Regions from separate parts of the Mus musculus genome. Here regions 1, 2, 3, 4, 5 and 6 are each linked to region 7. A link is a loop called in an ENCODE intact Hi-C map of the cell type or tissue named here. Cell type or tissue: left cerebral cortex. All regions are shown on one strand. Region 1 has its middle 28 kb from the start of Tbx19. Region 2 has its middle 5.6 kb from the start of Gm32652. Region 3 overlaps Gm51669 (a long non-coding RNA gene). Region 4 has its middle 29 kb from the start of 4930568G15Rik. Region 5 has its middle 72 kb from the start of Gm26685. Region 6 has its middle 110 kb from the start of Dpt. Region 7 overlaps Atp1b1 (ATPase, Na+/K+ transporting, beta 1 polypeptide).

Region 1 (4,000 bases), 680 kb before region 7:
GCAGAGGGGTAAGATGTAGCTGCTAGAGTTTCCCGGTATCATGGCGGATCCACAAGGATTCACCATTGGAGGAGTAGGATTTAAATAAGGCTTACAAGATTAGGTTTTAGTTGTTGAGCCCAGAGATTGAGGTACCATTGTTTCAGGGGGTGGGGGGAGGAAGAACGACTCTCTGAAATGTCTTGACGTTGGACTACTGAGTTGAATTGCTAATGTTTATCGAGCACTTACTCTGTGACACTACTGTGTTAAGTACTTTGCATGCATTATCAAACTAAATACGTTTGAAAGGTACTTAGCATTTTAAATGGCTCTATTAATTTCTAATTTGCAAAGCAGAAACGTTACGAATTTAAAGCGTTTAAGTTAGTGATATTTAATTTTTAAATTATGTTTATTTATATGTATGTATGTATGTATGTATGTATGTATGTGGTGGTGGGGATCAGTAGACTTGCCACCAAGCACCTTCACTTACCCAGCCCTCTTGCTGGCTTCAGTTTATAGGTTTTTAAAGCATATTTACAGAGTTGAACAAGCACCATTTAATTATAAGCCATCTTCATCAGCCTATAAAGATAACTTACTTGTATTGGTTGTCATCCCTGCTCCCTTCCGGTTTCTCTACAACTCCCAGCCCCAGGCAGCTATGAGTGTACTTCCTCTATAGACTTCCCCATCCTGGATGCTTCATGGACACGAATTCATGTGACTTTGGTGACTTTCCTGGGTAGCTTCTTTTACTCAGTGTATAACCTTAGAGGTTCATTGATGCTGGACACACCAACATGCATGTTCATTGATATAGGACACACCAGCATCCCCTGATGCAGGACACACCAGCATCCCAGTTCATTGATGCAGGGCACTGCAGCATGCCTGTTCCTTTCTGTGCAGACGATATTCGGTCCTATAAACTTGCACTGTGTTCATACTATCGTTTACTTGGTTAGTGAGCATCTGGTCTGATGCCGCTTTTTGAATATTGGTGTGTAAGTTCTTTTGTGGCCTAGAAGCTGCCAGCTCACTCTCCATTGTACAGATGAGGAGGGAGATTCAGAAAGCTGGGCTTCCTGAAGCCATACAGCTACTAGGAAGCTAGACTCAGGTCTCTGATGACAGTTACACATCCCTGCACACAACTCGGTGTCATTGCTGTATTGGGAGGGGACCCAAGCAGGGGCGGTCACATGACTCTGGAGGTACTTCCCTTAGCTTCTCACCATGTCAACTCGGGTCTCTAGGGATACTCTAATAAAGCAAAGGGCCGGCTCCTGGGAATACACTTGTTAGAGGAAGCAGAGAGATGGCCGTCTGAGCAGAGCCTCAGGGGTTGCAGATATAAGGGACCTGGTGGCAGATGGCTGGTTCCAGGAAGGACTTACATGGCAGGAAAAAACTGTCTCCTAGAATCCCTTTGGGGCAGGTTCTGGTAAAAAACTGAATTTCCTGGAACCGTAGACTATGGGATTTGAATTCTTTATAATTTAGATTATTAATGGAAATGTGATCTCAGAGCCTGCTTAGTGAAGCTTGCAAATATTAATTATAAGTAGAAAAGAGGTGATTGATCTTGGGATAGATTATAAAAATGTACTCTTGTCACTTAGCAAAAACTGTATTGCCGGCAAAACATTCAGAGCGCTTTAAGAACTTTAAAGGGTTTAAGTGGGAGAAAAGCTTTGCATTTGTCCTGATGAGACTTTGGATGGGGAGGCCAGTGCCACGTGAGGTCACTGTTTGGTGAGCCAGCCTCCAGGGTGGTGGTGAACAAGATAATACTTGTCTTTCTAGAGGTGGTGGAGCACACCTTTAGTCCCAGCACACAGGAGGCAGAGGCAGGAGGATTTCTGTGAGTTCGAGGCCAGCCTGGTTTACAGAGCGAGTTCTAGGAGTCAGGGCTACACAGAGAAACCCTGTCTGGAAAACCAAAAGAAAACAAACCAGAAAAGTAGAGGAGAGGAAAAGGAGTAGAAAGCTACCAGAAGCCATGTTCTTACTGCTGCAGTTCCAGAAGCCGTCTGTAGGTGGGGCTATTGCTCAACACACTTGTTTTTGGAAGGAGACAGACTCAGCCACTGCAGCTGTTGTATTGCAGTCAACCCTGTATGTTTATCTCAGTTTTATTGGAAGCACCCCCAAACCCTTGTTTGCACCCTGAGCCCTAGGAACATTTACCTGTGTCCTTAAGAATGTCTTTTTGTCAAGCTGTAAAACCCCAGGCTTACAGCATGACCCACAAAGGATGAGATGTCGCATAACGGATCAAAATTTAGATTTGCTGAGTCATGCAAGTTACAGCACTGGAGCTTATCCAGTAAGGCCTGGCCTTCCAAAAGGGTGCTGGGCTTTATGCTGAACGTTGACACACACGGGCGCGCATACACACACACACACACACACACACACACACACACACACTATACACGAGTGCACCCATGCACATGCGTGCGTGATTAAGAGGCCCCTCAGCTGTGACATAAACCCACTGCGGATATAGCATTTACCTGGTACGCTCTGCAACACCCTTATGGGATTTTGAAGGCAGGAGAACTAATGAGAATATGGGCTATGAGCTGCCTAGGCTGACAAGGAAGTCCTTTGCTTCTGGCCCAGAAAGTAGGCAAGCTTGTGTGTGTGTGTGTGTGTGTGTGTGTGTGTGTGTGTGTTTCTGTGTGTTTGTGTATGTCCAACATCAATGAAGCTATGAAAGGAGAACTCATTATTTTGGAAGGATGACAAAAATCTTTGGTCATTTCCAGTTCTCTCCTCCTCTCTTCCTCCTCTTTAATTTTTTAAAAAATCAATTCAATGGTGCATATATGTGAAGTTGTCATGTGTGGGTTGTAGATGTAGGGAGATGCCCATGGATGCCAGAAGAGGGCATCATATTCTCTGGAGCTGGAGTTACAGGTGGTTGTGAGATACTGGATACAGATGCTGGCAGCCAAACTCTGGTCCTCTATGTGAGGACCTTCTAAGTACTAAGCCATGTCTCCAGCTCCTTCAACGGATACTTTAAAATAGCATACATGTTTATAGACCTCAATATAACTATCATTTTGTAAAAAAATAAAAAATAAAAAATGAGTGTCAATTTTCAAAATAAGAATGGCTTAAGTCAGCCTAGGTCCAAATACATTGAGCATAAAACATTGTTCCTTGCTAAGGACTCTAGCTGCCCTCACCTAATAAGCTAATATTTAATCATAGTAAAAAAAAAATCTCAGCAGCCCAACTTGTCCCATGTCCTGTGCAGTGTTTTAACACTCTTAAACAGATTTAAACTAAACAGGTCATAAAGAGCCAAAATACACCCACATACATATAAGTGGCAGATGACGTGAAAGGTTGTCCCCTCCTGAGCTCACCACATTCATGTGACTGATCACCGTGGATGGCACCTGACCTTGCAAGGTTGCTCTTACTACTTGGAGTCTCCTTTGCTAATTGTTAGGAGTGGGACAGGGTGTTTGTTCCTCACAATTTTAATTATTTTAGAATTCTTCTTTAGGAAGCTTTCCGTTCTGTGGATAAACCTTAGCATATTTATCTTTACCCATCTGGAAAGAGTTGAGCTCCACTTGTTTTCTGTTACAAATGGCTGCTGGAAGCGAATATCCTTGCGCTGTCTGCTGCGAATGCCTGTGAGTGTCCACAGGCTGGAGACTTCAGGGTAGAAGCCGGCCTTCAGTGTGTGCCCCTTAACCCCTATACCTGTTGTTACAATGTTTCCTAAATTGATTGCACCTGGTCACAACCCCAGTAGTAACTAATTTTGGGTCCATGACGTAACATGGCTCTTAATTTTTTCCAATTTTGAATTATGTAAGGTTTTATTCAGTTGTTTTAATTTTCACATTACCTGAGAGTGAGTATTTTGTTTTAGTTTTATTATGATCAGAGCTCTCTCTTTTCTGAAAAGTTTCTCATTTTTCTAGGCCCCCAAATTTTTTCTTCATACACTCTGGATGACACTCCTTTGTTGGCTTTAGGGCCT
Region 2 (4,000 bases), 450 kb before region 7:
TTCCCTGAGTTGGGGCTTTGTCATTCTTAGACCTGGAACAATATTTACTTGCTCTTCGCTTGCTGGGGAAAGTATTTTATGGAGACGGTACAATCTCCATGATGAGGAAACAGAGTTGGTTGGGTGGGTTTCTTTTCAGGAGGCTTTGGATTTGTGAATGCATCCCGGTATTGAATTTTATACTTATGTGACTTCCTGTAAGCCATTTTAGAACATTACATTTTTGCTTTCTGTATACTAGCACTTTTAAGCTCATTGTAGATAATTAGAAAATTACAAAAGAATGTACTAAAGAAAATGAGATTGTCTGGAAACTCATTACTTAGTGAGAAAATGTATTGCTGAAGATGTTGTGTTGGATATATATATATATATCCCAAGATATTGATATACTTACACAAGATAGCTAAGATTAGGATGCATATGTATTTTTCTTTCTTGTATCTAATGTCATATTTTAACTTTGTAATATTCAATTCTGGCACCTTACATTTGTTTATTTGTGGTTTTATTTATACACACATATATGTTACAGACAGACATACACTCACATATATCATTGATTTGATCTATGTGACAGTCCTGTGAAATAGGTGCATTTATCAATCCATTTTACATATGAAGAAGAAACTGGGATAAGGAAGATTTCATGGGGCCTTGTTTAATATTTCATTACACATAAACACACACGGCATTTGAATCACGGTGGCTCAGGTGCATAAACATTAGCCAGTGTTGTCTGCCTCTGGTTACAAAATCAGACTCCATGCATTTATGTTTTAAGTCATGAATTCACACAGAGATGGGGCGTTTATGCAATAGCTGTATTGGCCTCCCATACTATTCTCTGAAGTAGACATAATAATAAACTGCTCCCTAAGTTCTTAACGGTATGGTCATAGAGCCTCTCAGAAACTCTTTATTCAGTACATGTTGACTATACGGAGAACTTGTCAACCCACAGGGAATAAATACAGAGACTATGGAGTATTCATCTCCAAATTTAATAGCTACGTCACAAGGGTGTGTGTGTATAAAGATGATAAGAACCAGAGGTAATGGACACCTGTAGCAAAACAGTAGTTGTAGGACATGATAGTGCCATTGAGAGCAAGAACTCATATCAATTGTGGCTGCATGCAGAAGACCTGCCAAGACCAAGATGGCTGAACTCCTGGCATGCATTGGCAGGAATTCTTGAGGTCTCTCACCCTACCTAGCCTTACTGAGGAGCTATTGGCTAAGTGGCTGCTGGGGGAAGTCGGGGGAGAGACAGTTTTCTTTAGGGATGCAGCCCCAGAGGGGCAACACATGTTCCATCCACACGCGTGCACATCCGTGTATCACTGAGGACTTAGTGGGCTTAAGAAAAGAGCGTGCGGAGCTGAGACAGAACAGAACTGAGGGACTGAGGAGGAACTGGAAAGAAGGGGAGGCAGTGTGGATTTGACCAGAAAACACGTATGAGATTCTCAAACAATAAACAATGACGGGAGCAATGGTCAGGAAGAGCTTAAATTAAGATACACAAATACTGCAGAAACTTCCTCTCTAGCTGAGCACAGCGGACTGCTGGACCTGCGAGCTTCTGGTCAAAGCCCACGGCAGTCCTGCACTGACACGCATACACGTGAGTAGATTCTCCTGTGAGAGCAACAGCAGCCTGCGGTCCTTCTGCCTCGTGAACCTCACAACGTACCACCTTTTGATTACACTCAAAGGGACACTTGTGCCCTGGAAATGTGAGAAATGATGGCACAGGAGAATGCTGAGGAGACTAGGGAAGGAAATTGACGCACAGATTATGAGGCCAATCGTGATTCACAGAGCAGCCCCCCACCCCGCACCCCCATCGTGCACCTAGGTTAGAGCATCTGTTACAAAACATTTAGTTGGCTTGCCCCATCTGCATATGCCTTAGCAGCACATCCCTTTTGACTTATATACCAGGAAGTCCAAGCCAGTTTTGGAGTGACCTGTTGAGGTTTCTGGCCCTGTAAGCATGCCCGCTGTCTGCAGAACCACTTGGGGGCAGCACCTGCTCACTGCCACTGCAACTGTGGCCCACCACTGTGGCTTGTCTCCCTACAGGGCCTCTTCATCTTCTCTTAGCTGCAGATCTCAGGGTTGCCAATGCATATCTCCATCCAGCAGTGTTAAACCAAACTGAGCTTCATTCTCCAGATGAAGACTTCTCTACACTGCCTTTCTTCCATCCCCGAGCACTGGGCAACACTACCTTATTATAGGGACTAAATCCTTTGGACTCTAGGTAATTCTCTCTCTGTTGTAGGAAGACTGCACTATGGTCTGGGTTGGAGGCAGGTGCCTTGCTGCCTGCCATCTTCTTCTTCTTTTTTTTTTAAAGATTTATTTATTTTTATTGTATATAAGTACACTGAGCTGTCTTCAGACACTCCAGAAGAGGGAGTCGATCATTACAGATGGTTGTGAGCCACCATGTGGTTGCTGGGATTTGAACTTCGGACCTTCGGAAGAGCAGTCGGGTGCTCTTACCCACTGAGCCATCTCACCAGCCCCCAGCCTGCCATCTTCTCTTTTCAATACTGTTCCCATCCTCTTATTTCTTTCTTCATGAAAGCCAACTCCTGGGGAAGGAGGATGCCAGCTAGCTGCCAGTCCCACACTTCTGACAGATGTGTGTATTGAGTGAATCCTTAAATGCAGAAACTATCTCCCTACCTAGTCCTTCAATGAAAGTTTTGAGTATCACTCTTTGCCCCACACGATTTCATTAGAGCAGATCTCTGAAAAAATACTGTATAACAAAGAGGAATCATTTTAAAATTGTGATGTGTATTCTTAGCAAGTTGATCCCAAAGGATGCAGTGATCCATCCTTCAGCAATCAATGACAATTCTTGAACTTGTTCCTTGGATAGGTATATTCTGCACTGCCTAAACCTTACTCATCTATATAGACACCACTCTGTGTGTGTGTTCCTCATTCTGCCTTGCTAACCATACTAGTATGAATAATGTCTGTTCTTACATATGTGTGGGCATATGTTTGAGAATCAGAACCACCTGACCTTCCAAAAATATGAAAAAGACAATATGTCTGAATAATTGCTTAGTTGATTGTGTTATCATAACTTCAAGTGTTGAATGACTGAACGTGTTTTCCCCCTAGATACTGAAGAGGTCTATCATTGAGGGATAGGTTTATGTGTAAGTCCAGAGTACTAGTGACTCAAACTGAGAGTTGAGTTTTCTGTTTTTTTCCCTAGCAGTATAAATTAGGGGTCATTCAGACCAAGGCTGCTGAGAAATCCTTGGAACCCAGGGTTTTCATTTTCTATCCCCAAGGGCATTTTTCAGAAGTCGCACATGCAATCTCCAAGTGTAGTCTTCTTGCTAGACTCAGCTTCACAGAAGGCTGAGGAAGGCGGTCTTCATTCCAAGTGATCATTTTTTTTCAACTAAAAATGAGAAAAGTTAAATAAAGAACAGATAGAAAGGAAAAAAATAGAAGTATCTATTCTAGAATCATGGGAGTGCAAGATGTGGTATCTGTTCTCAGATGACTCTTGGTTTCCTTTTTTCCTGGAATGCCCATTATGTAGTAAACACAGTGGTGTGGATGCGGGCTATTTTCCCCTTTCCTTTAATTATATAGCCTGCTTTCTCTTTGACATAGATTACAGTTTCAAGATGCTTAAAATTCATCTTGGACTTCAAATGGCTGTAAGTTCCCACACATTACTTTCTTTTCCAGCCGCGTGCCTCTGTGTGGGGATCAATTGATCTGAGAGTCAACACTGAGGTAGCGGGTGAGTTGTGAGCCTGGGAGTTTGCTTCACCACTTTTCTGTGATGAAAGAAGAATAAAAAACTCACCCAAATCTCAGGAAGCAAAGAAAGAAACCTAGAGATGGGGGATGGAGGGCACAAGGTGTACATACATGATAACTGTGTCAGATAATCTAACTCTCATCCTCCAAAGCACAGAAGCGAATGTGGGCAGCCCCGGGTACGGGC
Region 3 (4,000 bases), 580 kb before region 7:
CTCTGTTTCATGCTGAAGAATGTCAATGTCTGCCCGTGCCTTGTCATGAAGTCATTTCACCGTTGTTTGATTCTGGCAAAACAGGACGATATTGTAGACTGACGCTGTGAGAGCTGAGAGTCCCCCTTAAAAGCACCTGCAAGCTTCATTGCTTCATACACGTTGCTATCCTAGTTGGCATCAGCATTCTGCTCAATGACTATCTTTGCTTATTTAGGGTGTTAGTGGGCAATGAAGCCATGTAGTTGATGAGAAAACAGACTCACCCCTTCTGAGTGTGTCCAGATGGCTTACCTGCTAGACCCCCTGCTCACTGCCTAGCTAACAGATGTCCTTGATGTCTAGCAAAGAAAGTTCTGGTGCTCCAGTGTACAGGGTGGCCTGGGCATGAGAGTGAACATTCTCCTAAATCCCCCTCCCTGCCAAGTGTGCGTGACAACTACACCCACAGAGAGACTAGTTGCCTTTGCTTGCTCGTCATCAGAAGATAAGATGAACCCTGAAGGGAGGTACACGTTCTGTGGCAGAAGTGCCTTCTCCCGTGGCCTCTTTCTGCCCTGGGGCTTGGGGTGAGCTGTCACCTTCACATTGCCAACCTAGGACCCGCACAGGAAGTCTCAGCCACTTGCTGGCTCTGTGCAGGTTGGAAAAGTACACATGACAAGCATCCTTTGGCAGGCAGAGCTTGCAAAGAGCCTGGGAGGGTGGGTTGGAGCTGGTACCCTTCTAGGACAGTAACTCTGCCTTCCTTTTTCAAAGAGGAAATTGGCCCAATGTCCATGGACAAAGCTGCATGGATAAGACCTGTGAGCAGAACACAGAGCCCATGTTCTGCCTCATGACCATTTCCTACCGAAATGAAATAATGAGATTCTCCCTTGCCTCCCAGGCTTTGAAAGGAAACCTGCCCCCACTGGCACTCAGTCCCTGGCTCCTTCTCCAAATCATTACTCCTGCGTTTTAGCTGAGCACCTGTCGATTTCCTTGAGGGCTTTTTTCCTTTCTGTTCTCTTCTGTTGCCATCAACAGCTTGCTTTATGAAATCACTTCCCTAACTAATTAAATCACCATTCCCAGTAAATGTAGGCTCTGTTACAACACTGAGGGCCAAGTGAGGAAGGAGCACAGATCTGTGGTAGAGGTGAGGCTTCTAGAAAGAGTGGCTGTTGTGTTCAGCAGATAGCTTCCTTATGACATGTGAAATTTAATCCTCAATGACATGAGGATTTTCCATAAGTAAATCCTTTTTATTATTCCCACCTTACAGACATTGAGTGTGAGTTACAGTGGTCCCATGAGGCTCTGCGGGCTGTGACGCCTCTTCTGGTAGAAATCGAGGCATTGTGTGTATGTGTTTCCTGTCCAAACCTAATCAGTTGCACCTCTGCTCTCGAGGTCCTTTATCAGCGGTGGGGTAACAGCAAGGACAAGTAGAGACCACAACTGGATCTGCTTTCTTTTGTTTCAAAAAAATGACCACCCAGAAACACCAGGGACCCGAACTGGCTGCAAAACCATTTACTCTACATCTCATCTGTTTATTAGACGTGATTGGAAATAAAGTCCTTATCTGGGGGTGGGTGGGAGTGGGGGTGGAGAGGTGTCATAGGGTATGCCTGTTAGCCAAGCCAGCATGAAATGGATCGTGAGTTTGAAGGTGAACCAGCAGTTCACTGGGCCTTTTCTCAAAATAAAGTAGAAAGAAAGAAAAAAGCAAACAAGTGAGAGGTTACAACTTTCAACTAGTAAGCGTTGAATCTATCTATCTATCTATCTATCTATCTATCTATCTATCTATCTATCTATCTATCTGCTTCAGGCAGAGAGGGTTCAGAGACAGCAGGTGGCACTCTTTCTCCTGGAACAGATGGCTGCCTGCAGCTTGCCTTCAGACTGAGCAGGGGATGGACACAACCACTCTAAGGACTTGGCAGGCTTTAGGTACTCAAGAAGAACAGGACAAAAATTCTCTGCTCATAACTGTTGGCCAGATGTAAGCATCCTAGGGCCTGAACACACTCAGAGGCCCTACCTGGGCTTGGGCTACTGATGAGCTTGGATAGGCGTGGTCCCTTCCTATGACCTTCTCACAGTGACTGTGTTTCTAAAAGGTAATTAGTCCTCAGCTAAAGACACCTTCTGTACCTTTCTAGGCTTTAGACTGTGATGCAGGAGAGCCACGTGGCCTCTCAGTATGGTAAGTTTACTGCCACAGGGAACTGGGAGCTGGCCCAGAGGTAAAGCGCTTGCTGAATAAAGATGAGAATGGGAGGAATTTGGATTCTTAGCATCCATGTAAACACTGGGTGTGTGTGTGTGGAGACCTACCTACCTCAGTGATGCTTGGGAGGCAGAGAAAGAGGATTCCTGGAGTAAAAATTCTAACTAAACTAGTTGAATTGTTGAGTTCTGGGTTCAAGTGAGAAACTTTGTCTCAGTGTATAAGGTAGAGAGTAATCAAGGAGGATACTTAGCACCAATGTCTGGCTTAAACACACACAGACACAGACACAGACACAGACACAGACACAGACACAGACACAGACACAGACACAGACACAGACACAGACACAGACACAGACACAGACACAGACACAGACACACAGACACACACAGGCACAGACACACACAGACACACAGACACACAGACACACAGACACACACACACACCTGGACATACATAAAACACACACATACACACATAGATGTACATATCACACACACAGAACAAAAACATGATATACTTATCATAGGCCATATAGAAAGGTGAGAGACTTGGGATTTGATGTGCCATGTTGAGTGAGATATGTCCCCTGATGGGAGATGCAAGGATGGTAAGATCCTGGAAGACCCTTCTTGCCCAGAAGAATGGGGCTTCATTTGAGAGATGTTGGATATGGGAAACACCTTATATTAGGTTCACTTTCAGGACAAATTAAAAGATGCCCTTTGCTCCATGAATGTCACCAAACAATTCCATGTGAGGGGAAGTGTCCACTGAAGTAGAAGTGATGGAGCTGGTAAGGTCACTTGGCTTCAGGCAGATCACTTATCAGTGCTCCACAGTTGATTGTGATTAATTACTGGTGTGTGTGTGTGTGTGTGTGTGTGTGTGTGTGTATGGGGTAGAGTGTGCACACACAAGGGATTATTAAGAGTGAATTGTTTGGAAGAGAAAATATATAAGGCAGGGAGAAGAATCATGGGAATTCTGCACTTCTAGTCCCATGGTCAGTGTTGATGCTCACAGTGACCCAGCCCACTGAGGAAACCATGGGAGCCGAAGCTGATGCACATTGTGCAGTAATATGTGTGTGTGTGCGCTCATGTGTGTGCTCTTTATGTAGCTGGTGAGCCAGCCCTGAATGTCTCCTACTGAAGTTCACATCTTCTAGCTTTGAGGACAAGTTCAGTCAGCTAAGTTCTAGTGGAGAGACAGAGTGACCTTGTCTTTTGCTCCTGGAAGCACTGAAAAAAGTTTAATAGAGTGGAAAGGCATCATGGCTCATGGGTGGTAGTGATGAAGGAACTGGTGGTGGTGATGGTGGTGGTGGTAGTGGTGGTGATGGTGATGGTGGTGGTGGTAGTGGTGGTGATGGTGGTGGTGGTAGTGGTGGTGATGGTGGTGGTGGTAGTGATGGTGATGGTGGTGGTGGTGGTGATGGTGGTGATGGTGGTGGTGGTAGTGGTGGTGATGGTGGTGATGGTGGTGGTGGTGGCGATGGTGATGGTGGTGGTGCTGATGATGGTGGTGTGTGTGAGTGTGTGTGTGTGTGTGTGTGTGTGTGTGTGTGTGTGTGTGTGTATAACTTTGCACCTTTACCTAAAAGATCTGGTCATTACTGTTATCAGCGATCATTAGCTGTCAAGAGTACCTGCTGTGTAGGGCCAGATGTTGAGGAGGACATGGAAGTCAACATGGTTACCTATCAAGTTCATTGTGTACTAAGAACAACTGTCAGAGTCTGTTTTCCTTTCAGCTCAAATATGCAAATGCAGG
Region 4 (4,000 bases), 670 kb before region 7:
ACATTATATACACGTACATACACACACACCAATAAATAAAAAGGCTAAAAAAAGCCCCCCCCCACTTCTAAGTTGGCTTTTTCCACTTTAATCAGTCAAATGTGTTTTTTTCTGTCTTGTGTCTGTGCCCTGCCTGTCGAGGCCAGCTGCCAAGACTGTGGCAGCAGAGCGCTCTAGACTTCTGATAGTCAGTACAGCCGCTCTCACGAAGCCTTCCTTAGCTAAATAAAATTAGGTAAGTTTGTTTTATCTTGAGTTTTTCTTCTAATTGCTTCAGAGTTATTCCTATCCAGGGCTGGGGACATAGCTCAGTTGGTAGGGTGCTTGCCTAGCGCACCCTGGCTTCTCTCTCCAGCCATTACAGAAACCCTTCAGTAGGGGCACATGTTTGTGGAGGGAGGAGGATCAGAAGTTCAAGGTTACCTTTGGCTACCTAGTGAGTTCAAAGTTAGCTTGGGTTACCCTGTCTCAAGCAAAGCCAAAGCAATTATTGCACGATAACCTTCTACATGGTGAGCACATGTCTTCAGTTTCCCACGAGTCTTCATTCTTCTTTGCTGGGTGTCGTAGTTAGCTCTGCCATTTCGACAACCTATAATCAACTGGGAAGAGTATGTCAACGGGAGGTTATTTACCATGGCTTGGCCAGTGGTGTATCTGTGAGGGACCTGTCTTATGTAACTTAATTGATGTGGAACTCTCAGCTCACTGTGGGCGGCACCATGTCTTAGGCAGGAGCCCTAAACTGTTTCCGAGTGGAGCTCTTGGGGCTGGGAAGATTGCCCAGTGGTTAACAACAAAGGAGTGGAGTTTAGATCCCAGCATCCATACCAGGTTGGCTCACACCTGCCTGCAACTCCAGCTACCCGGGGTACAGTGGCCTCCGGGAGCCTTTGTTCTCCAGGGAACATACTCTCCTGCCAAATACACATACCCAAGCCAACCTTGACCGAAGAGTGGCTAAATCATGCTGCGCCTAGCGAGGGATCATGCACACATTTCTTTTTCTCAGTTGTTGGTTGTGACTGTGATGTGACTGGGAGTTTGAACAGAAAGAAACCCTTTCCCAGCTGAACTGCTCTCTGTCAGTCTGCTTTTGTCACAGCACCAGAAATGAAGCCAGGGCATTCAGCGTCCTCAGAGTCTCTCCTGTGACACAATTTCCAGGGTTCCAGTCAACGTGGGTCCTCCCTTTTCTCTGTGCTGGTCCAGGGCTGAGTGTTGCTTGCAGACATGTTTCTTCTGTGGTTGTACTCAGTAGAACATCTACCACCATCTACAAATCTGTGAAGTCAGTTCCTTCCTCCCATTTTTAGGAGGGTTCTGGGAATTGAACTCAGATCATCAGACTTGCATTTACCCACTGAGCCATCCCACCATCCACATCTATCTCCTCCAGACACTAAGCTTTGATATTTTTGGGTGCCATTTAAGTGGACACCTCACATCCCCTCTCTGTGTGTGGTCAACCTAAACAAGACTTTCTCCAGGACTTGACTCTTAGATTCCCTGGGATAAATCTGTGGAAAAAATTTTTGAATGAAATTCTACCACATGGTACTTTATTAAACTGTAACAGCATATACCACAGCGAATATGAGAAGCCCAACTCAGTATCTTCTTACACATTAACAGAAGCACAGGCCACAGGGAAGTTCCAAGAGCAGTCCGGGCCAAAAATTACTTTCTCAAAAAAGGGAATCGGTTTATTCATTAACTCCCGGTTCGTGGTAAACCAAATTGATCCAACGTCCTGCCCCCTATCCTTCTGAGGAATGGAAGTTCATAGCTTGGTTATTAAAAGTCTGGGGGAGGTCTTGTGCGAATGTCCCTAAGCTGGGGCTCTGTGTCACAGAGGACAGCCAGTAATCCTCGGACTAATTTTCAGCGAAATCATCATCATCGTCATCGTCATCGTCATCACCATCACCAATTTCTTATTCGTGTTTGCTTTTAGGTGGTTGAGGGGGTTCTCTCCAGGCCCTCGACGGGGAAAAGTCGGGCACGGAGTCTTCGCGGTGTGCATGTCAGGGCTCGAGTGGAGACCTCTTTCTCTCCCTCTACAGCTTAGGTTTTGGAGCCGTTTGCTTTCCGCGGGAGACTGTAGGGCCTGAGAAAAAGCACACTATCTGTTCCGTGCCTCTTCCTCCCCGACGTAGTGGTCAGGGAGGGCGCCCTGTGAGGAAGCGGGTACTAGGTTTACGTGATCTAGGTAGGATCCTCTAAGATCTGCTGAACCTGGCCTGCCCTGGTGATGGGTAGCTGGGAAGGCATTAGACCCAGCTGTAAATGTGTAATTCTCACCCTTGAACCAGAGCCAACCATGTTCCTCAGAACTCTGCACAAAATCATCTATGCCCACCGCATTGCCCGCTAAGCTACCGCAGTTGCAGCCTCTAAACCGATACACACTCGCCGCCACGAGGGGGCAGCAAAAGCCCGGCTCGCCAACATCCCGCATTGCGTAAAGGCCTCCTGCTGCAGAACTTAAAAAAAAAAAAAAAAAAAAAAAAAAAAAAAAAGATAGAAAGAAAAGTGATGCAGCATAATTTTCCTTTTTAGAGAAATCACCATCCATATAAGGCTCGCAGCTTTAAGGTTGTGGAGTTAACTGGTACAGCCTGGATGAGAACTGTGTTCTGGTTTAGGTTAGGTTAAAAACAAAACAAACAAACAAACAAACAAAAAAAAAACCAAAAAACCAATAAACAGATCCCCAAAGCAAACCACCACTTCTGTATGAAGCATCTTTGGGGAGACTGTTAATTCAGTAATGGACCAGGTGCTTTACTGCTGACAATTCAGTATAGGAAAGACATGCCAGAAGCCCAGGGTGTGGCTTTCAGAGCCCCTCTCTGCCTTCTTGGCAGGGAAGAACATGAAGACTCGGCTTTGGAATTTGGAATTTGGGAGTTCTTGCCGAGACTAAGTGAATCCCAGGCAGGTGTCAGGACGAGGGGGTGGAGCAGTATTCTAATCCAGGATGAGAGGTTCTGGGGCCCCTCTGCTCCTTGGGGAGGTGGTGGGTTGAACGGATGCAAACGCCATACATAATAGCCCTGTTGCACGGCTGCCTCCCAGAGGGAGAAGAAAGGATTGGGACACAGGAAGTACAAGTCTGCTAAGGCTCTGGAAATCTGGGGTCGGCGTCCAGAGACAAAGCGGCACAGACCACCAAGTCCTTAGAAGTTGGGAGCTCCACCCTATTCATTCCCATCCCATATCATCCTTACCTCCCCCCCTCGCCCCGCCCCCACCATCCCTGCTTCCTCCCTGTATAAGCTGCTATTCCAGCAAGATTAAAAAACAAACACAAACCAAAACCCTGGTGTCAAAGTCTTTTAAGAAGCCAGGCCATGCCGGTTAAAGCTGTCACCTCACAGAAGTGTTCTTGCTGAAGACCAGTGCTTCAGCTTGCTTGATGGCTGGCTTAGTCACAGGATTCAGAGGCTCCAAGGAACCAACACAAAAGGCCTTTTGCCATGGACAGGAAGCAGGGCAGCTGCTGGCAGATGCTTCTTCTCTCTCCCATTCTCCCTCTCCTAAGGGCAGGAAAGTGCTGGAGCCCCGTTTTTCCCTCTGTATGGCTCTGTGTGGACAGCTTTCGGGGTGTCCTTGTGAAGTGGGGTGACAGTATCTGTGTTCTGAGTCCTCCCGTCTCCCTTACCTTCTCCGCATCCAGGCTGTTGGGATGAGAGAATTTAGCTTCTCGTTCTGGGTCAGCACAGCCCCCAGCCCATGCAAATCTATCTCAGACTCCTCTCTCTGGTGCAGACATCGCAGGAAGCGCCCGCTGCTTCTTCCATGATGCTTAGGGTGAGGGTGGGGTGGCGTGAGAGACTTCAAGAAGTCAAGAAAGACACACTGCCCGGGAGCAGCAGGAAGGCTTTCTGGTTAGGAAGGCTGCGAGTTTCTTGGATGGCTTACATTGTTGCAATTTAATCCAATTAGGCGCTGGGTGTACACTTGTCAAGAAAGACAAAGCCTTGGCAAGATAAGT
Region 5 (4,000 bases), 120 kb before region 7:
AAGCCTGTTTCCTAGGCAGCTGAAGCCACCCACCATCCCTTGAACAAACGGAGGCCGATTCGGTTCTCAAATGTGCTGTTTGCCTAGGCTTTCAAAATAATCCAGAGTGTTCAACTGGGTTCTCTTGCCTTCTGAAAGCAGCCTGCTAGAGAAAGGATTCGTGACACTCTCTATCTGGCCGTGGACAGACATTGATTGCACGTCTCACCCCTCTTACAATACATGTCCCACTTGTGTGGTGTCTTTAACCTAAGCTTCAGCATCAGTCGTTAGAGAGACAGTGTCTTTCAATCCTTTAAGTCCTCGAAAATGAACAGAGTAAAACCTCCATTGCTGTATCTGAAACCCAGCACTAGCTATTTAAGTCTGGCTGGACTTCAGGGAAATGCAAATTAAAACCGCTTTGAGATTCTGTCTCACCCCAGTCCAAGTGGCTATTATCAAGAAAATAAAGGACATCAAGTGTCTGGGGAAAGGGTGAACCTTATTCACTGCTGGGACAAGGGGCAACTGGCGTAGCCATTATGGAAATCACCATGGCGGTTCTCAAAAACGTTTAAAATGGAGCTCTTGTCCGACCCTGCTGTCCCACTCCTCAAGGGTCACATAAAAGACCTCATAGCCTTCCACAGAGATCCCACAACATTGTTTACTGCTTCTCTATTCACACAGCAAGGAAATGGAACCAGCCTAGATGCTCATGAACAGATGAACGGATAATGAAAGATCGGGGCGTAGACAGAATGGGATTTTATTCAGCTATAAAACAAAACAAAACAAAACAAAAAAACATAAAATTACGAAATTTCAAGGGAAATGAAGGAATCTGGAAATTACATTAGTAAAGAAAAATATCGTATGTCCTCTCATAGGCAGACACAGTTATGCATGTATGTATAAGCCATGAAACTATAAAAGGAAACATGAGAGATAGGAAAAGAAGAAGAAGAAGAAGAAGAAGGGCGAATGATAAGACTCCTGTGATATAGAAACAGAACAGAGGATATTGGGACGGGTGGGAACTCAACTGGCAAGGGCTTGAGTAAGGACGAGGGATGACACAAACAAATGTCAGATTTCACACACACACACACACACACACACACACACACTATGGCTTTAGTTAGAAAATGGTAAATCTATGTGATAAAATACTGGGTAGGCTGTATTGAATATGTTATATGAAAATAATGATATACAGAAAAGTTTAGGGCATAGCATTATTGCCATTATTACAATGATGGGAATGGAATTCGGGTCTTTGAGCATGCCTGACAAATGCTCTCCTCCTGAGCCACGCCCCCAGAAGCCAGTATTATATGAAAGTAGAAAAAAGAATTAAATTATCCCAGGAAAAGTAAAAGCGTGGGCCTAGAAAGAAAAGAGCCTAAGTGTTAATTATTTAAAAATAATAATAAAGGCAACATAATCCACAAATCAAATGAGAATTATGCAGTGTGAAGCCATGGGAACAGCATGTAGCTCAGTGCCAGTGCACCTGCCTGGCAAGCTTAAGGTGTTAGGTTCAATCCATAGTTTTAAAGGAAGTGCCACAGGGTCTGCCACAGGGTCTTCTGTGATCTCAAACCCTTTTGCCTCATCTCTTCTCTCCACCTAAAGCACCCAGGGCCTTGTCCTCACAAGCCAACATTTTGTCCTGTACTGTCCTAGGTCCCTGGCAGCTCTTTGAATGCATGTCCTGTTTCGCTAGACTCTTTTGTTTTCCTCTTATACACAAACACCCACCTTTGATGACTAAGCACAGATCTACACACAGCAGGTATATGATTGAGTGGCTAGCCAGCAGAGCCAGAGTCAGTGTGAGGCTGGAGAGAATGCTAGTGGTATAGAAAAAGTGGACTTAAATTGCCCAGGATGATAATTGGATGCAGAAGGGTGTTTTCATGAGCCTCTGCATTGTCTAGGAGGAAAGGGGGCTATCTGTTCTGAAAAATGGTTTATTTGAAAAAAGCCTCTCTCTCTCTCTCTCTCTCTCTCTCTCTCTCTCCCACTTGCACACGCGCGCACACACACAAACACACAAAGAGACAGACAGCCACACACAGAGAGAGAGAGAGATTTGGATCTCTTAGCAAGTGACTTAGAATTTGGTCATGCTCAACAGACTTGAGCTGAACAAAAGCAAACACCCACTCTCCACCGAATGGTACCACCACTTCCAACACAAACTCTGAGGTTAAAGGACACACGGAACAGGGCCATCCTAAGTTCGGAGCAGCCTTTAGCAGAAAGGAAGTCAGCAGAAGCCACTGTGGGCAGAGAACCAGAGAGAGTCCATTAAAAATCACCCCAACACCCAACACCTCCTATCACAGTTTCTCAGAGAACCTGGCATAGTCACCCATCCATGAGTCCACAGCAAACCCAGTCCATTCCTGCTAGGACTAGATTGTCTTACAGGGTGGAGATTCTGCAAAAGGCTTAAGGTAAGCCTGGGCAAACCAACTCCCAGTCCAGCAGCCAGATGTATTTTTTGTTTTCACTTGTTTTGGCTTGACTTTGAATGGGTAGTGTTTTATAAACACTTGATTTTAAGTGGCTTCTCTTCTATGATGCAGGTGTGCTACCCAGCGCCACCCCCCCCCACCGCCACCCCGCTTCCCAGTCCTTCCTCCTCACTCATCTTGTAACTTATGTTTATCGTCCTGACTTCCACTAGGAATGCAACCATGGGAACAGAGACCCTAGTACTGGGAAGACTATAGTAAAAATATTAATTTTTAGCAAACATCCAGCTAGTGCTGCTGCTCTCCTGGGGTCTATCCTGCAAGTTTTATGCAGATAACATTGAGCATTCTGAGCAGGCTGAGGCCTATGCTGCAAAGATTCTGTCCTGACTCCCTTTGACCATTTCTGCTTGGCTGTATGCATCCAAATTGGGTATTTAGAACTCTTTTTCAAATGACTGACTTAAGGATAGGAGCCTTATAATTTCCTAATCTCCCAAACCACTTCTCATTGATGATATTGGTTACAAGGTTGCTTAGATATAAAGTGCTATCTCTCTCTCTCTCTCTCTCTCTCACACACACACACACACACACACAGGGGTGGGGGGCCTTGAGTGTTTCTTCTCCACCTTCCTTCCTTCATCTATTAGAACAATCAAATACCTTATGTTCTTCATAATTGCTTATTCATTTTTCTTCCTTCCAAAAGCATCATGCATCTTTTTTCTTACACTTACAGACCATTTTGTCCGCCTGCGTCTAAGAAAAATTAAAGGAAATCTACTTTGCTTTTCATTTTTATTCTTTTAGTATATAATCATCTTGAAATTTGGTTATAATGATCATAACACTTATTCTGTTTCCATTATTGAACTAATTACAGAAAACAATGCCCCTATATTTGTTTCATCGATCATTTAATTCTTTAGTGATCCCTTCAACTTGCTCCTAATCTACTTAGTTAAAACCTGGTATTAAAGAAATCTTGTGGCTGAAATCTGTGGTGGTCAATTTAGGTCCTTCCCCTTATCACAAATACCAGTGGTGATATTGAAACCCTAGCTTGTAACCTCCACAAGGCAGGGGACATTTCTATGCTTTGACAGTTAATGGAAGAGCCCCACCCAGAGGAGGCAAAACCAGGTAAACAACAAGATGCGGAGCGAAACAGGAAATGAATGAGCTGCAGAGAGCGAATGCAGACAACCAAAGAAATCGCAAAGATAATTAGCTAAAGATGCTTAGCTGAGAAAAAAGTTAAAAATCGCTGAACTTTGAAAGACAAACTCTATGCTTTAATGTTGTAGCTGTACAGCATTTTCTCAGTTCTATGCCTCTCTCATATAGCACATTTTCTCCAGGGTCTCCAAGCTCATGAATACTTATGAGTGACAATCATGGAGAAGCCCTACAGGGGTGAATACTTAGTCAGCTTTATATCAATCTCTGAATTACCTATCCCATAGGATTGTGTTACTTACATAATCCAGGAAATCCAGGTAAGATAGACCTAGGAAATTCGAGTGTGT
Region 6 (4,000 bases), 230 kb before region 7:
TCCCAGAGGAAGGTCAATGACAGAATCCAGACTCCAAAGACCAGGGAGAGCATGTATCTTGGGGACTGCTTCTTCCCATGGGGCAATATGTTTGATAGAAACCTACCGCCTCTGCACCCTTCTTTTCTATCTGCCCACAACTTTCTCTTCCCTCAGAATCACATATACTAAGTATGAGTGGTCCACCTCTCCAAAAGCATCCTTGTCAACAGTAAGGGCATATCGAGCAAGGGTAGGTAGCATTTGCAGGAGGATCATCAAAGATAAAAACCTCTTCCCATTGTTCCTGCTTTTGAGTTGTCTGGTTTTTTTAAGGAATCCTTCCAGTGAAAGAACTGTTTAGGGGCTGGGGTGACAGTAATGTGCTTATCTACCAACCAAGACTAAGTACCTGAGTTTCCTTCCCTAGAACTCACATGAAAGAAAGAGGGGGAAGCCTGACAGGGTGGCTTACGCTTCTAATCCCAGTGCTAGTGGGGAGGCAGAGACAGGCAGATGCCTGTTAGTACTTGCCAACAAGCCAGCCTGACCTGTTTGGTGAACTCAAGGCCAATGAGAGTCTTTGCCTCACAAAACAAATTCGAATTAACTGAGGAACTACCATGAAGGTTGTCCTCCAGCTTCCACATGCATATGCACAGACAGACAGACAGATAGACAGACAGATAGACAGACAGACAGACAGACAGACAGGCACACACACACACACACACACACACACACACACACACGTACTTGTACACATGTTTAATAAGAGAGAGGTCAAACAATCCATTTTTTCTCTTGCTCCAGTGTCTGATAAGCTTTGGCCAATGTTGTTCCTTCACTTGGAGATAAGTGTCTGCCCTCTTCAGTCTACTTAGCTCCTCGTTGATGCCCATTGGCAGGGTCCCCGGCTTGTTGCAGTTTCTCTTCTTAGGTCTGTTCTTTCTTGGAAACACCCCTTCTAAGAGAACTGGCACCACAGATTTCCTACATGGGCATTTATTAGTCTCACTTGCAGGCTCCTGGGATCTAGAGCTTTGCAATAAATCTCTATTCTATTCCCCATGTGCCCAGCACGGTGCCCAAACCACATTTGTTGACAAAATCTGTTCTACTCCCAAGGGGGGAAAGAGGAAGGCTGAGTGATAGGAAATATTGGATCCTGTGGTCAGTGTACAGGTCAGGGTACTAGTTATAGTTTTGTATGACTTCCTCCATACAAGAGTGCCAAGCCCAGTACAAAACCCTCAAGCCCACACGAATGTCATTCTGTTCCCAGTGCTTTGGTCTAAAGTTAGGCAGCATGCTAGAAATGACGTAATAGTCATATCCTATTCAAATACACTGAGGACTTTCAACAATGACTCTATATTCCAGGAAAAACATTAATAGGATTTGGAACCAGAAGAGCGGGTCTCAGTTTCTCGCCCACACTGTCTTTCCTAGACAAGAGGTAATAGACAACGGACCCGTGCTTAGATACCTAACTTCTTCACTTGTACAAACAGGGTATTCAGATCACATTAGCTGGCAGAATTAGTGTGTTTTGGAAAATACATTCTGTTGTACAAACCGTAGACAACACCATGAGTTAATTCTTTCTACTAAATAAATCCCCAAATGCCTTCCCTTTAATCTCCTAAACCTATTTTCATTCCCATTTCCCTAGGTTAAGGCAAGGTCTCTAAATTCTCTTAACTCCAATTAAATTAAGGGAGCCAATTTTCACAACCGATTTCATCTTAGGTTTTGTTCCTGCTGCTATGCATGATTTCTTTGCAACTCAACGTTTACTATTCCCATCATAGTATATGTAATGTATGATATAATGGCATTTTAGATTTGCATAGCAAATTTGCATAGCAGCTATAGTATATAAACCCCTCTCTCCTTACCAGAAGCAGCAAGTCCCACCTGTCCCATCAGTCACTACCTGAAATGTGAAACTCCAGGCAGGCTGCTGCTGAAACTGAAAAGAATTGGACATTGAAGTAATATACTATGAAGACAACGTGTGGTATCCAACAGCTCCTCCTACTTCCTCCCCATGTTCTTGGCAACAGCCAAGAAACATGTTCCCAGGCAGCAAGATGAAGCTGCCTCCAAAAGGTTACCCTAGAACAGTGTCTGCCTCTCAGGATCGGGCATGTCACGTCCGCATTCTACAGTGATGTGAGTTTTGGCACAGCACAGAAGAGGCTTCTGAGAGGAAGGAAATGGTGCCCTGGTGTTCAGCAGCCTCTGGGGTGCTACTTGGCACGCTCTTCAGAAGTCAATCTCTCCTAGAAGATTCTTTAACTCCCTCAGGTCACAGTGAACTTGTGCATAATGCTTTGATCCTTATTATCTTTTTAGAAAAGGGAGGCCACCATGCTTAACACACTGGCATTTTCTTGTGCCTATAGAATATGCATGATTGTGTTCAATGAGCAGGCACAACGAATATACTTAAAGCCATCTATACAAATAGCCTGCAACAGCTCAAATCTGTTTCCAAGAGTCTAATTCACACCTAGATCTTTAGGAGAATTTGAATTTCATATTGTTCGAGTATCTAGCCCATTCCAATCTCATCCTACCTCAGGAATATTAATAACTCAGGTACTTGTTTGCTAGATCTATGTATGATAACAATTGTATCTTCACTTACTTTCTAGATTATTTATAAGCATTTACTGTGGGTGACCATCATCCAGAAAGTCTTCTACTGGGAATGACATTGTCATCAGTGTTCAACTCTAGATGGTAATTGATGGAAAGTGGGAAGGAAATGGGTCCAACAGATGTTAAGAAGTCCATTAGTCTGTGCATTTGTGGTAAGCCTTTGTGTTCCAGAGTCAGCCTAGACGCTGTACCTCAGCCTTGCCATTTTCTGGCTTTATGATTTTGAGAAACATAAAATCTCTGAACATTAATGTATTCATCTGTACAATGAGAGTGACACAGGTGCTCCCCTCATTACTAAGAGACCTAAGATTCAGTCAATGCTTGACTGATCCAAAGAAGAACTTAGAAAATACCACAGAGGGTATTCAATGGACAGGGGTGGGGGGTGTAACCTTTGTCGTGTCACTTACCCATTAAACATGTGCTTGCAAAGTGTCAGGCATTGAATTCAATAAGAAGACATTAAAATATAAATAATCTCCAGTTTCAGGCCTCTGGATATCTTAGTATTTAGAGTGGTCAGTGAGGAGGTGAGGACCTAAAGAGGCCAGTGCAACACAGCAATGGTCCAGCAGATAATGTGGGCACAGCACCATCTGTGGCCACAGAGGAGTTTCCTTGACAAGTTGAAGTCTAAGATACTTAGGAAGAGGGATGTCAGAACTGGATGACAAGGAGGGTATAGTAGAGGTATGTTGGGAAATGTGACAGACAGGCATGTATCACAAACATGGAGAATTTAAAGTATTTGTACAACTGCAGTTATGATATCAGTGGCAGGAAAGAAGAAAGGCTGCATGTTCTATCATGATAGCATATTCTAAGGTCGTTGAATTTTCAAAAAGCTGCTAATACTCCAAATTTCTCTTAGTCATAAGACCATATTGTAAGTCTCTATGGTAACCACTGAAAGAATATTTAAAAGTGAATAATGAAGGAAAGTTACAAATAATAAAGATGTTTATTAACAAAAAAACAAGGAATAATAAAAATAAGCAAATAAGCATTTAAAATAGAAAAATGCATGTATTAAGATGAGAAATTGTACCCGTTACACTAAATGTGCATAGATTAATACGTGAATTAAAAAATAAAATGTATCACAAGGGATGGAAGAAGCATACACTACACTCTTTATAAAATGCATGTTTTAAATATAAAAACCTAGAGAGACTAAAAGTGAATGGATGAAAAATAATGTGACTTGGAATACTGAGTGAGTAAAATCACTTAGATGAGAATGACTTTAAGAAAAGTAGTGCTCACATCTAAATCATTTAAAATGCGTGATAAGCAGCTTTAAGACATAGATACAGACATGGAGACATAGAGATGTGTCCAAAAAGAT
Region 7 (4,000 bases):
GACAGAGCCGGGCCGCGGGGACACCGAGCAGCCGCCGCGAGGACGCCCAGGGCGCGCGCCGCACTCGCCCTCCCTCGGCCTCGGCCGCCACTGCTGAGCAGACACCATGGCCCGCGGAAAAGCCAAGGAGGAAGGCAGCTGGAAGAAATTCATCTGGAACTCGGAGAAGAAGGAGTTTTTGGGCAGGACCGGTGGTAGTTGGTGTAAGTACGCGCTCCGCGGCTCTGCCGTCGGCGCCTTGGCTTTTCTTAGGAGGCGCGTCTGTACGCGAGCACTGCGGACAGTTCGGCGCCCGCGGGGCTGACCAGGGTGTTAGGGAGTGGGTGGTAGGAGCTGCTAGGAGCGTGCGGCCCTGGGCTTGGCATCCAGTGACAAATGTGGGGGGTCCCCAGGATGCGCCTCGGGTGGGGAGCTGGAGCTAGGGTTTTGGGTATGGTAGGGATCTTCGTTTCCTAAGCCTTTCCTCCTGGGAAATTCGGTCAGGTTCCAGGAGCCTATGTATGTACCCTCCCTTTCCATCTCCCAAGACCTTAGAAAAACGAGATTTGGGGCCGTGAGCAGAACTCACGAGCGTACCTGTTCTAATGCAGACGATGCTGCGATAGATAGCATCATTCTTCCAGTCTAGAAATGTATCTAGAATGGATAGGAACGGGGAGAAGAAATGCATCCACACTGCAGTCCTCACACATTGCAGTCATCACAGCCCAGAAATGGCCCAGTGAGCTCCATTCATGGCTCGTTTTTTAAGCCTTGGCTAGACATGGTGTTTTTAAGCTCTTCATGATACAAACGAAGAAACAGGTTATATTAGAGCATTTCATGCAGCCTGTTGCTTCCTTGGCTGGACTCCCCCTCATACCCCATTGAAAATTACATACCGTGTTTGTTTTTTACCTCCTTACACTGGAAAGGTACTAGGTTTTTTTTTTTAAGGTCATTTTGAAGGGCATAGTTGTAGACAAATCCATGAGTCGTGACTGCGGAAGGGAGGGAGGGAACTCCCCTCTGCTGCATCACTGCCCCCCTCCTTCTCCAGTATCACCATCACCACCAGCTCCTCTACCTTCTCTCTCGCCTCCTTCCCCCTCCCACCCCTATAGCAGCAGCATTGCAGGAACTAAGGGAACCCTGAAAACTAACGATGCGATGCTGCGTTCCTGTGTGGGGAGGGTCTATGGAAATAGACTGGAGAATGAGTCAGGGAAAAGAGCGCTTGGCTGACATTTTGAAAAGGAAGAAGCTGGGATGTATGATTTTTTTTCCTCCTAAAGAAAAAAAAAATGCAGTTAGGGAGCCTCTCAAAAATAAAGGGTTAATAATGCATCATTCTTCAAGGTTATGAAGGTGACGCCTCATTCATTCCACGGTATTACCAGGGAGCATAGGCATCCCTGAGCCATGGGAAAATGGAGTCTTAAATGGATGGCTTTTTATTTCGCCTTATATTCCATTTTATTTGTGGAGACTGTCCTTCCATGGGAGTATGCCCGTAGCATACCCGTGTTTCTGTAACGTGGAAGGAGAGACCTGAAGAGATGTGAGGTTTGTAAAGGATGACCAGCCTGGGCTATTTCCTAGCAACTCTTTGTAACTCAGCTAGGAGGCCTAGGAGGTGCACTGCGGAATTGGCCCCTCCTCCCACGTTGGCTAGGGCTGCTTTCCCTGGTGGTCTGGCCCCTGCAGCAGCATCACAGGACCAAGGGGGTGGCACTGACGCCAGGGACCTTGTGAAATTTGCCCTCTAGTGTTTTTCCACTTCTTAAAACATCTTTCTTTTCCTCATTCCAATCTCACACTCCTTCTTTGAATAATATTTGCTTTAGAGGGTAAGGAAGGCAGTATGGAACAGCTTGTTCTTTAAAGCGACATTTAATGGGACAGCCCTTCTGTATCAGACAGGGAGAGAGAATGAGCCTGTGTGGTCTTGAGGGTCACATCCAGCAAGGTAGTGATACCCACGGACTTAGGAAGCAGCTGCCGCAACTCATCTTCCATTTTGTGGGTGCTGAGCTCGAAACCCAGTTTGTGTTTTGTGCAATCCTATCTGTGCCCCTTTCACAATGTAAGAAATGACAGAGAAGTTCCTATGTCATAGAGAGAGAGATGCCCCCTTTCCAGCTCTGGGCCCAACATGGATGCCCTTGGGACCAGGGCACGATGCCCTTGGCTCCGTTTTGCTTATAGGTAGATTTTTCACCAAGATGGACGGCAGGAGGCTCGAGCCTGTCACCTGCTGGAGAGATCACAACTTACAAAAATCACTTTGTGCTTTCTACCTTTTCATTAAGTTTATCCATGTGTTGGTAGGTTTTTATATTTGCCATTGGTTTTCCAGGTCACTTTTTAAAACCCTATTTTTGGCATCTTAAAGAATATATATATATATATTTATTTCGCCTTATATTCCATTTATATATATATATATATATATAGGCAAAATTCCTCGTGCTCCTTGTTCTTTAATTATAGAAGGAAAAGAAAATTTGTTTTAAAGAATACAAAATGCCTTCAAAGCCGATAACCCAGCCTCCAACATCATGTCACCCAGCTGGTTGGTGGCACTAACCTAGTCTTTGTATGTGTTTCTCCGTGCCACTGGTAGCCTTGGTCTTGGGGAGAACATTGCCCGAGCTCACTAGATATGCGTGCTGCGCTCTGTCTAACCAAATGACTTTACTGCAGTGACAGGTTTACCAAGTCCTGTGCGGCAGCAACACAATCCCTCACCCAGCTTTGGTATTCTGTGCTCAGAGTGGAAAGGGTGTATATGTTCTTGAGCTTAATCATTGCGCTTGTAAAATGACTAATTTTTCCATCAATTTGTCTTTTAAACAGTAGCCTCAGTCCTGTGCCTTCTTAGGAGTCCAGGATATGAGCAGAAGGGTTGTAGTTGTTGAGGCAAATGTGGCTGAGAGCACCCAGGGTGGCACTGGAAGGGCAACAGGACAGGACAGCAGCCGAGAAGCCAGGCTCTCCAGGGGCTCTCTCGCTCACCGACTGGGTTATACCAACTCTGTACCTCTTCGCCGGAAAAAATTTTCCAGATCCCTTGACGTCACAGGCTTGCCATTAGCCTACCGCTGCCTGGATACCAAACGCAGCACTTAACCCTTGCCCTGCCAGGAGGAAGGGACAGAATGGGGGCTGTGGTTCTAGAAGATGCAGCCTCCTCTCTTCTCATCTTTGCTTTCATCTTTATGTAGGGGAGACAAGGGATGAGGTTCAGCGTTTTGTGTGGGATTTTATGTGTGTTCTGGTTCGTTTCAATAGCTCCAGAACACTGCTGTCTTGAAGTATGGATTCCTGAGGGGAAAGTTGGTGTTTTTCCATGTATGGAGAAGGCTGTGTGGCTCATTTCCACAGCTTGTGTGCCCACTCCACTCCTGGCCCCCTACCAGCATGTACACATACGCCTTTTCAATAGTCCCTTCACCCTGTAGCGTTTTTTCAGAAACCCTTTAGGAGGAACCTGTGCGCCCCCCCCCCCCCCCCCCCCCCGCAATCATGTTTCTGATAACCTTACAGATCTATTGCTTCCACTTTTCCCTTCTAGATGTGTTGTTTGACTGGCTCAGGACAGCCAGGCAATGCCTAGTGCCTAGTACAGCCTGTTACTAGGCTGCTAATCAGGGAGCTAATCCTTGTATACCAGTAACTGATAGCCTTATTCCAGTCTACCGGCTTCACGGTGGTTCAGGGTGTTTTTTGCTTGCTTGCTTGCTTGCTTGCTTTTTTATTTTTAAAGTTTATTTGTAGCTATTTCAGCCTGCCTTCTGTTAACTTCTTCTTGTTTCTTCTTCTGTGAAGAAAAGAAAAATGTAGCTTACACAAGCAGTCCTTACTCTGCTGGTCAGATGATAAGGTAAAAATGGCGGCCATTTGTACCATAGGGTTTCCTTTGTATGTTTGATTGGTTCCAGTTGCCGCCCTGTGTCCTTGAAGAAAAAGATAGTGCTTTGTAGACAGTGACTTGTTAAAGAGAGCTCCACCTGTATTT

What was found. Peaks named below come from ENCODE experiments on the same cell type or tissue, not always from the same donor. Only the 100,000 strongest peaks of a DNase experiment are listed, where the experiment ranks them.
Region 1: a loop joins it to region 7, with 4 times the contacts of the local background. A loop is called at or near these places in 8 of 42 quality-filtered maps.
Region 2: it touches region 7 in a loop (6-fold over the local background); 17 of 42 quality-filtered maps call a loop at or near these places.
Region 3: it touches region 7 in a loop (6-fold over the local background); 7 of 42 quality-filtered maps call a loop at or near these places.
Region 4: it touches region 7 in a loop (4-fold over the local background); 10 of 42 quality-filtered maps call a loop at or near these places.
Region 5: a loop joins it to region 7, with 5 times the contacts of the local background. A loop is called at or near these places in 8 of 42 quality-filtered maps.
Region 6: it touches region 7 in a loop (6-fold over the local background); 11 of 42 quality-filtered maps call a loop at or near these places.

Annotation. Positions count from the first base shown.
Region 1 is chr1:165,130,710-165,134,709 of GRCm38, reverse strand. No RefSeq gene overlaps it. Among named protein-coding and RNA genes, the nearest start is that of Tbx19, 28 kb to the left of the region's middle. In left cerebral cortex, CTCF peaks have their summits at 2,019 and 2,861 (motif pointing right); a DNase peak (open chromatin) is centred at 2,049; H3K27ac peaks cover 286 bases.
Region 2 is chr1:164,903,283-164,907,282 of GRCm38, reverse strand. No RefSeq gene overlaps it. Among named protein-coding and RNA genes, the nearest start is that of Gm32652, 5.6 kb to the right of the region's middle. In left cerebral cortex, a CTCF peak has its summit at 2,039 (motif pointing right); DNase peaks (open chromatin) are centred at 2,066, 3,464 and 3,651.
Region 3 is chr1:165,033,772-165,037,771 of GRCm38, reverse strand. All of the region lies in intron 5 of Gm51669 (a long non-coding RNA gene), which reads left to right. Among named protein-coding and RNA genes, the nearest start is that of Gm51669, 25 kb to the left of the region's middle. In left cerebral cortex, a CTCF peak has its summit at 1,842 (motif pointing right); DNase peaks (open chromatin) are centred at 469, 971, 1,384 and 1,887; H3K27ac peaks cover 1,098 bases.
Region 4 is chr1:165,118,970-165,122,969 of GRCm38, reverse strand. No RefSeq gene overlaps it. Among named protein-coding and RNA genes, the nearest start is that of 4930568G15Rik, 29 kb to the right of the region's middle. In left cerebral cortex, a CTCF peak has its summit at 2,417 (motif pointing right); DNase peaks (open chromatin) are centred at 2,435, 2,943 and 3,418; H3K4me3 peaks cover 357 bases; H3K27ac peaks cover 827 bases.
Region 5 is chr1:164,573,458-164,577,457 of GRCm38, reverse strand. No RefSeq gene overlaps it. Among named protein-coding and RNA genes, the nearest start is that of Gm26685, 72 kb to the right of the region's middle. In left cerebral cortex, no CTCF peak of the experiment used is centred here; DNase peaks (open chromatin) are centred at 56 and 1,681; H3K27ac peaks cover 786 bases.
Region 6 is chr1:164,679,907-164,683,906 of GRCm38, reverse strand. No RefSeq gene overlaps it. Among named protein-coding and RNA genes, the nearest start is that of Dpt, 110 kb to the left of the region's middle. In left cerebral cortex, no CTCF peak of the experiment used is centred here; DNase peaks (open chromatin) are centred at 398, 1,238 and 2,065; H3K27ac peaks cover 2,771 bases.
Region 7 is chr1:164,453,964-164,457,963 of GRCm38, reverse strand. It overlaps Atp1b1 (ATPase, Na+/K+ transporting, beta 1 polypeptide), which reads left to right. Exons shown (of 6, transcript NM_009721.6): 1 at 1-203. The coding sequence starts at 107. Among named protein-coding and RNA genes, the nearest start is that of Atp1b1, 2.4 kb to the left of the region's middle. In left cerebral cortex, a CTCF peak has its summit at 2,246; DNase peaks (open chromatin) are centred at 2,152, 2,650, 3,041, 3,629 and 5 more places; H3K4me3 peaks cover 4,000 bases; H3K27ac peaks cover 4,000 bases.